Linked DNA regions of Homo sapiens: all the other regions are linked to region 3. A link is a contact called in ENCODE Hi-C or POLR2A ChIA-PET data. All regions are on one chromosome and are shown on one strand. The core of a region is the stretch at or near the end of the contact, and the rest is flanking DNA. Distances in the headings are between cores, read along the strand shown.

Evidence for each region. A loop is a pair of places that touch in the nucleus more often than their neighbours do. ChIA-PET counts read pairs that join two places held with the same protein, here RNA polymerase II (POLR2A). Pooled maps may share reads with other maps.
Region 1: a loop to region 3 is called in a map of gastrocnemius medialis, with 5 times the contacts of the local background. The contact joins two enhancer-like sites. A Hi-C loop is called at or near these places in 45 of 168 maps with a recorded cell type or tissue (A673, Caco-2, Calu3 and 31 more), 6 of 37 single-sample maps with no recorded cell type and 36 of 50 pooled maps. POLR2A ChIA-PET finds 5 or more read pairs at or near these places in 7 of 52 experiments (A549, AG04449, AG04450 and 4 more).
Region 2: POLR2A ChIA-PET joins it to region 3 with 27 read pairs in PC-9. The contact joins two enhancer-like sites. POLR2A ChIA-PET finds 5 or more read pairs at or near these places in 8 of 52 experiments (AG04449, OCI-LY7, PC-9 and 5 more).

What each region holds. Positions count from the first base shown.
Region 1 is chr12:110,107,699-110,110,537 of GRCh38, forward strand. No RefSeq gene overlaps it. Among named protein-coding and RNA genes, the nearest start is that of IFT81, 15 kb to the right of the region's middle. RefSeq lists enhancers at 1,274-1,865, 1,866-2,457. Within about 2 kb of position 1,538, at least 22 of the 41 ENCODE cell types and tissues checked have a DNase peak (open chromatin) inside an H3K27ac peak, as active enhancers do; they include IMR-90, PC-3, adrenal gland and 5 more, where a contact is called at or near this core.
Region 2 is chr12:110,311,759-110,314,625 of GRCh38, forward strand. The region is part of intron 5 of ATP2A2 (ATPase sarcoplasmic/endoplasmic reticulum Ca2+ transporting 2); the gene reads left to right. Among named protein-coding and RNA genes, the nearest start is that of ATP2A2, 32 kb to the left of the region's middle. Within about 2 kb of position 1,398, at least 14 of the 41 ENCODE cell types and tissues checked have a DNase peak (open chromatin) inside an H3K27ac peak, as active enhancers do; they include PC-9, where a contact is called at or near this core.
Region 3 is chr12:110,223,275-110,225,974 of GRCh38, forward strand. No RefSeq gene overlaps it. Among named protein-coding and RNA genes, the nearest start is that of ATP2A2, 57 kb to the right of the region's middle. RefSeq lists an enhancer at 472-972. Within about 2 kb of position 1,442, at least 14 of the 41 ENCODE cell types and tissues checked have a DNase peak (open chromatin) inside an H3K27ac peak, as active enhancers do; they include IMR-90, PC-3, PC-9 and 6 more, where a contact is called at or near this core.

The sequences.
Region 1 (2,839 bases), core at 288-2,787, 120 kb before region 3:
AACATGATGAAACCCTGGCTCTACTAAAAAATACAAAAATTAGCCAGGCGTGGCGGCATGCGTCTGTGGTCCCAGCTACTCAGGAGGCTGAGGCATGAGAATCACTTGAACCCAGGAGGTTGAGGCTGCAGTGAGCTGTGATCATGGCACTGCATTCCAGCCTGAGTGACAGAGTGAGACCTTGTCTTAAAAAAAAAGAGAGTCTGCACGGAGAGCACAGTTGACTCACAGTCCTCATTCCCATTCCTCTGGATCCACCAAGTTCACGCCAAGGCCATATTTCCTCAGATGGCTCCTAGCCAATGACAGCACAGCGGGGGTGGTAGCACAGCCCCACTGCTGCTGACCTGAGATTCATCCTACCAGTGACTTTGTTCAGGAAGCCCTCATCAGTCCAGCCAAAACTTTCTGAGACCCGCATTGCTGTCTGCAGCTCCTCCTACTCACTCTTTCCTTCCCCGTCTCTTTCCCCAGGTGTTAGCCCAGTATCCCAGTCTGAAGACGTCCGCCCTTTATCTTTCACAGGGATTCCCTTGATAAATCCCCTGCAAGTCTGAGCCTGTCCTGGCATCTGCTTCCCAGAGGATCCAAATTAACACAGATAACTTCCATTTTGTAGGATGAGATAATGAAGTCTACAACCATCCAAACTCAAAATCATCTGTTGTCAAGGAAATACAGTTTCACATTGCAGTGGTAAGGACCATGGGCTTTGGGTAGACCAGGGTGTGAGTCCTACCCACCAGCGGTATGACCTTTAGGAAATGTCTTAGCCCGCCCTGACCCTCTATTTCCTCATCCGTGGAATCAGTGATTCTTAACTGGGAACAATTTTGTTTCCTCCGGGACAGTTTGCAATGTCTGGAGATTTTTTTGGTTGTCACAACTAGGGGGAGGGGAATGGTTGCAGCTGGCACCTAGTTGGGTAGAAGGCCAGGGACACTGCTAAATATCCTACAATGCACAGAGCAGCCCCTCCAAGACAAAGATTATCCAGCCCAAAATATCCATAGTGCAGAGGTTGGAAAACTCTGTGTTAAATGGGGATGATAATAGTAAACTAACTCAAAGAACTATTGTGAGGACTCAATGGGATCATGTGTTCAATATCCCTCGCCTTCCTTGTAAACTCCACAAGGGCAGGAACCAGATGATGTAGATCAATGTTCTGTATCATCAATGACTGGATCATAAAAGGCGCAAAGTAAATTATTAATTGTTGAAATATTTATCAAATGAGTGCAAATCAACAAATGCTAATTGTCATCATCATCGTCACCATTGCCATCTTTCCAGCCCCTGGCTCAGTGCCTGAGGCGTAACAGGTCCTCAATCTTTGTTGAATGAATGCATGAGAAATGAAGGATTATTTACTCATTAACTACTAATCTGTGTGCTTTGGAGAGATATTGGAAACTCTTGAGAAATAGGCCTGGCCTTTTCCTTTTTATTTGCAACGAGGAATTTTGTTCGTCAAATAAATGACCTTAAAGGATTGAGACCGCTGCCAAGCCACAGAATCGGAGTCGAGAGGCCTGACTCAGAGTCACGGAGAGGTTAGGACACACATCTTGCAGGGCTTAGGCAAAAAAGGAAAATGGGCCAGGCTTTGTGCGAACTTGCTGTGAAACAAGAGCTGTTTTCAGGGCTCAGGGACAAGCTCTGTCCCATGTTTAATTTCTTCCATCTGTCTGGTATCTGACCTCTGCTGCCCTTTAAGCCATTGCCACATATTGTCTGCACACGTTCCCATATAAGGTGATCTCTCTCTCTCTCTTTCTCTTCCCTCTCCTCTCCTCTCTCTCTCTCTCTCTCTCTCTCTCTTTTCCTCTCCCTCTCTCCGGGTAGCAACACTGACTTCCTCCACCCTGTTCGCCCTCTCTCTGCCTTCCCTGGCAGACTCTGCTGTGAGGATGGATGGCTGGAGAGCAGGAAGGGGCAGGGGGCTGCCAAGGAATGTAACAGGTTTATTTTTGTTCAGGCTGCATTCTTTGCCCAGCCTGCACGCCCCAGCCACTTGGGAATGTCACATGCCGATAAGACAGTGGGGGTGACTGGGATCTGTGGCTCAAATCTGCAACACCCCAGGTGTGAGCCATTGTCACAGAGTCGGGGAACTAAGGGTGGGAGGGGCAGGGACTCTGAGGTCATGGGACTCACCTGTTCCCACTGCCCTGTGTCTGACTCCTAGAAAGACAAGTTTGGTCCTTCAGGGAAACAATTGCAGAAATTGAGATCCATAACCACCTAAGCCCATCTCTGGGCAAAATTCAACATCTACAGGAGAGTGGAGAAGAGCCAGGTGTCAGGGTGAAATTAACAGCTGTGTGACCTTGGGCAAGTTGCCTGACGTCTCTGACTCTCAGTTTCCTTCTTTGTCAAAATAGTATCAGTGAATCTGTTCTCTACTATATGGTGAAAATACACTCACTGAGGGCAGGTATTATTGTCTATTTTGTTTCCTGTTGTTTCACCATCACCTCAAATAGTGCCTGGCACACAGTAGGTGCTCAAATATATGTTGAGTAAATTAAATGAGATAATGTTTTAAGTGCTCAGCACCCAAGAAATAAGAGCTGATTCAACAACACCCTACTCAATGACTACAGATATTTATTAAGCACCTCTTAACAGCCAGACCCTATTAGGTGCTGAGGACACAGGACTAATAGGACAGACAAGGCCCCTGCCCTCAGGGAACTTACATTTGAATGGCAGAGATCTATAATAAAATAAGCTAAGGTCAGAGAGTACTAAGGGCTATGAAAGAAATTTTTTTTTTTGAAACAGAGTTTCACTCTTGTTGCCCAGGCTGGAGTGTAATGGCGTGATCTCTGGC
Region 2 (2,867 bases), core at 148-2,647, 88 kb after region 3:
TGGGTGCAGTGGCTTATCCCTGCAATCCTAGCATTTTGGGAGGCCATGGCAGGAGGATCACTTGAGCCCAGGAGTTTGAGACCAGCCTGGGCAACATATTGAGACCTTGTCTTTACAAAAAAAGTTTTAAAAACTTGCATAGTGAGGCTGGGAGCCATGGCTCATGCCAGCACTTTGGGAGGCTGAGACGAGGTTCACTTGAGCTCAGGAGTTTGAGACCAGCCTGGGCAACATGGAAAGACCCCGTCTCTAAAAAAATAAAAAATGAAAATTTGCTGGGCATGTTGACGTGCTCCTGTAGTCCCTGCTTCTCGGGAGGCTGAGGTGGGAGGATCAGTTGAGCCTGGGAGGTCAGGGCTGCAGTGAGCTCAGATCGTGCCAGTATGCTCCAGCCTGGGTGACAGAGTGAGACAGAGTAAAACTCTGTCTCCCAAAAAAAGTTCGGGGGGTGGGGAGCCTTAAGATTTTGCACACTGCTTAGATCAATGTTTCTCTAACTTCATGTGTGCAGGAATTACCTGGGGATGTTGTTAAAATGTATGTTTTGATTGGTTCAGTCTGAAATGGGGCCTGATTATTCTGCATTTCTAATAAGCTCCCAGGTCAATAATTTGAGTAGCAAGGCTCTAGAGCAGATCTTAATCATTTCTAGATCACAGTCCCTTTGAGAATTAATGAAATTTATGGACTTTCTTCCCCAAAAACATATATTGAAAATCTTGTGTGCAACTTCAGGAGGTTCATTTGTCCTCCTCCTCAGAAAGTCCACCTCAGGATTCTAGCTATTTAGTTTTGAAAACTGAAGTACAGGCCGGGCATGGTGGCTCATGCCTGTAATCCCAGCAATTTAGGAGGCCAAGGCAGGCGGATCATTTGAGCCCAGGAGTTCGAGACCAGCCTGGCCAACACTGTGAAATCCCATCTTCACTAAAAATACAAAAATTACCCGGGTGTGGTGGTGGATGCCTGTAATCCTAGCTACTTGGGTGGCTGAGGCACGAGAATCGCCTAAACCCAGGAGATGGAAGCTGCAATGAGCCTAGATTGCACAACTGCATTCCACCCTGAGGGACAGAGCGAGACTCTGTTGCAAAAAAAAAAAAAAAAGAAAACAAAACAAAAAAGAAAAATTGCTTTAGTTGTTCTGTAAATCCTGGAAGCTATACCTCTGTTTCCAAAGCCAAGGTATAAATTATTACTCTAGAAAACGGATAAGCAGAAGAGCAAAATAGTCTAAAACAAAAATCAGCATAGAGAGTTTTTGAGTTTGAGAGCCCCTGAGCACTGTCAGAATAGCTAAGACATTAAGAACTGTGAGAAATGAGAGTTCTCCTCAACCATCAGACCATGATAGGCCAGTTGATCTTGAAGCCTGACCTGATTTCATGGGGCTGGCATTTCCTTCCTGATTTCCTGTAATCACCTCCTCTCTACTCCCCATGATTCAGTGGTAGTCACAGTACCAGGAAGTGCCAACCTTTTCATTCTTGCTACTGAGATGAAGATTTTGGAAAAAGGAGAAGAAACCATGTGGTTTGGGAACCACCTTTCCTTTTTTTTTTTTTTTTTTTTTTGATACGGAGTCGCTCTGTCGCCCAGGCTGGAGTGCAGTGGAATGATCTCGGCTCACTGCAAGCTCCGCCTCCTGGGTTCACGCCATTCTCCTGCCTCAGCCTCCCCGTTAGCTGTGACTACAGGCACCCACCACAATGTCCGGCTAATTTTTTGTATATTTTAGTAGAGATGGGGTTTCACCATGTTAGCCAGGCTGGTCTCAAACTCCTGACCTCAAGTGCTTCATCTGCCTTGGCCTCCCAAAGTGCTGGGATTACAGGTGTGAGCCACCGCTGCTGGCCATGGGAACCACCTTTCCTAAGCATTAACACCAAACCACCTAGATGGGCAGATTTAACTGTGACCAACTTTTATATTAAAAGATAATGGAACTTTTTTTTTTTTTTTTTTTTTTGAGACAAAGTCTCGGCTCTGTCACCCAGGCTGGAGAGCAGTGGTGCAATCTTGGACCACTGGAACCTCTGCCTCCTGGGTTCAAGCGATTCTTCTGCCTCAGCTTTCCCATTAGCTGGAATTACAGGTGTGCACCACCCCACCTGGCTATTTTGTATTTTTTTTTTAGTAGAGACGGGGTTTCACCATGTTGGCCAGGCTGGTCTTGAACTCCTGACCTCAAGAGATCCACCCACCGTCAGCCTCCCAAAGTGTTGGGATTACAGGCATGAGCCACTGTGCCCGGCCGATAATGGAACTTTTGAAAACCAAGGGCTTGGTGGCCGGGTACACTGGCTCATGCCTGTAATCCCAGCACTTTGGAGGCCGAGGCGGGCAGATCACCTGAGGTCAGGAGTTCGAGACTAGCCTGACCAACATGGAGAAACGCTGTCTCTACTAAAAATTCAAAATTAGCTGGGCATGGTAGCGCTTGCCTGTAATCCCAACTACTTGGGAGGCTGAGGCAAGAGAATCACTTGAACCCAGGAGGCAGAGTTTGTGCTGAGCTGATATCGTGCCATTGCACTCCAGCCTGGGCAGCAAGAGTGAAACTCTGTCTCAAAAAAAGAAAAAAAAAAAAAAAGTAAAACAAAGGGCTTGGCATTATCAGTGCCAGAAAAATACAAGATTGAGAGAATGGGGAAACAGGAGGGACATAAACTTGGTGGGAGTATACATTTGTATGCAAAAGTAAAAGATAACAGACGAAGATGTTAACCCTGTAACACCGTAAAAGGAAATGTTAGAAATAACTAGATAGCCATAAAAATAGAGGATGATTCATTTAGTTCATGGTATGGTTGTGAAATACTGTGGCCTTGAACAAGTACCTTTTAGTGTCTCATTTTCCTCATCTA
Region 3 (2,700 bases), core at 192-2,691:
TCTTAACTTTTTAAGGTAACACAATACAGAGCACTTTTTATAATTTGAGTAAAATAAAAGACTAAATATATTGCTGAAACTAAAAATATACAAATTTGCAGAATTCTTCTGAGTTGAATATGAAAAATGGCAAACTGATAACTTGTCAAAGCTGTCTCTACAAAGGCAAAGTCAAAGTTTGCATTGAAAAATGACTTTGTAGCTGGGCACAGTGGCTCACGCTTGTAATCTCAGCACTTTGGGAGGCCAAGGCAGGCAGATCGCCTGAGGTCAAGAGTTCGTGACCAGCCTGACCAACAAGGAGAAATCCCATCTCTGCTAAAAATACAAAATTAGCCAGGCGTGGTGGTGTATGCCTGTAATCCCAGCTACTCGGGAGGCTGAGGCAGGAGAATCACTTGAACCTGGGAGGTGGAGGTTGCAGCGAGCCAGATTGCTCCATTGCACTCCAGCCTGGGCAACAAGAGCGAAACTCCATCTCAAAAAAAAAAAAGAAAAAAGAAAAAGAAAAATGACTTTGTATGCAGGTGTGTGTCTTATAGAAGCCTTGTCTTATGCAGGCATTCTACCCTATATTAGTGACTAATGAGTGTGAGTAAATGACTTGTTTCTACAAAGGATTCTAGGTGCTTACATCATTCATCTTGTCTGGCATGAAGGAGTCTTTAGCCCCAGGGAACGGGTAAGATAGCATCCTGATGATTAACTTTCTTTAAACTTGGTTTTATCAGTAACGTCATTGTTACTGATTGTTACTCACCTACAGGTGAGGAGTAGATTACATATGCAACAGATCTTTCTTTTTTAGACAATTCATGGCAGCCAGGAGAGAAATAAAGCTGTATCTTTATTAAATATGTAAATTATTCCTCCACTCATACTGGCTTAGCTCCTCTTCCTCTTCCTTTTAATGAGAGCAGTTTAAATTAGAGCTGCTTGGCGTATGGCAGCCAGGCCTGGGATGAGTGTTTTGTCTCGGGGGATGGAGAGGGATCATTAAAAGTTATCTATGTATTTTTTATCTTTGACCCTACTGTCTTAAGATAATCTTAAAAAGAGAAGTTGACTGTAAATATTGTTTAGCCCCACCCCATCCTTGCAAAAGAAATCAAAAAATAAAACACAGATCCCAAATAAGTATTTTTAAGAGACTTGGACAAACATATGCTTTCTGCTCCTATGCTCCCTCTTTTGGCAAACTGGAAGTACTTTCTTGGCAAACATCGATATTTTCACAATTTCCTTTCCAGAATTGCTGAGAGGCTTGAGTCACCAAACTTGGTTTACTGCTATGGAAATTCACTATTCCGAGCACAGGAAGAAATTAAAGATTTTTGTTTTTCGGTGAAAGTATGTGTTTACACCTCAGTTCAGAGTGTAACAGCAGGTTCCTGGCTTGGCTGCTTAATGCTGCATGCGATATCCTGGTAAACAGTCATAGAATTTTGGAGCTTGAAAGGAACCTCAGAATGATTCATATAATCATTTATTAGATCAGGAGCTTTGAGGGATCTCTTCCAACCTCTCTCCAGTGTGGAAATCAGTTCTGTAGCGCATGTAGCGAATCACTTTCCAGCCATAGTAGTGTACCCGCAATGCGGCTCACTCCTCATGAGGGAGCCTGTTTCATTGTTAGAGCACAACCTAATTAAGTTATTGGTTCTGAAACTGAAGCAGACTTACAAAGGACTTTTTATGAACTTCAGTTATGCAAAGCAAGATTTAACAAATTTTATTCCCTGAAGCTCTAATCACGACCATGATCATGAGTGATTCAAGCAAATAACCTGGTACTGAGCACTCCATTTGTACCAGGCACTGTCCTAAATGCTTTATATGTGTAGAACTAACATAACTCTCACAATAACCTTATGAGGCAGCTGCAATTATCCGCATTTTATAGATAAGGGAACTGAAGCACAGAGAGACTTTCACAATATTATACAACTAATGATTGTGGCAGAGCCAGGATCCAAAACCTGTGCTCTTAAGTACTTATATTGCAGTGTGACCCATGTATATACCTATTGTATATAAGCAAACAGATTGATGTCTGTTTATGAGTTATGGTATGAAATAATTTTTAGTGCTTATTATAAAATTATAGTACCTTTTTTTAAAAAATGTGTTTGCTTACTATACCTAAAGAATAAACTTTACTAAATGGTTAAAAGTAACCTCAACCAACCAGATGAGGGAATTATACTGAAAATAAATGTTCAGTAAATGAATGAAAGAAATGAGTAGTAGTTTTAAATACAGAGCAAACTGAAACTTTATAGGGTTATCATTTAAATCTATCTGTGTGTTAAAATCATGCATGTCTCCAATTGCTGGACATTTAGATCAACTCCAGTTTTTCACTTTATGAACAATGCTGGAATGAAACTTAAAGATTGAAATACAGCTGGGTGGCCAGGCACGGTGGCTCACGCTTGTAATCTCAGCACTTTGGGAGGCTGAGGTGGGCGGATCATGAGGTCAGAAGTTCCAGACCAGCCTGACCAACCCAGTGAAACCCCATCTCTACTAAAAACACAAAAATTAGCTGGGCGTGGTGGCAGGTGCCTATAATCCCAGCTACTTGGGAGGCTAAGGCAGGAGAATCTTGAACCCAGGAGGCCTCCGCCTGGGTTGCAGTGAGTCGAGGTCACACCACTGCACTCCAGCTTGGGCGACAGAGCTAGACTCCGTCTGGAG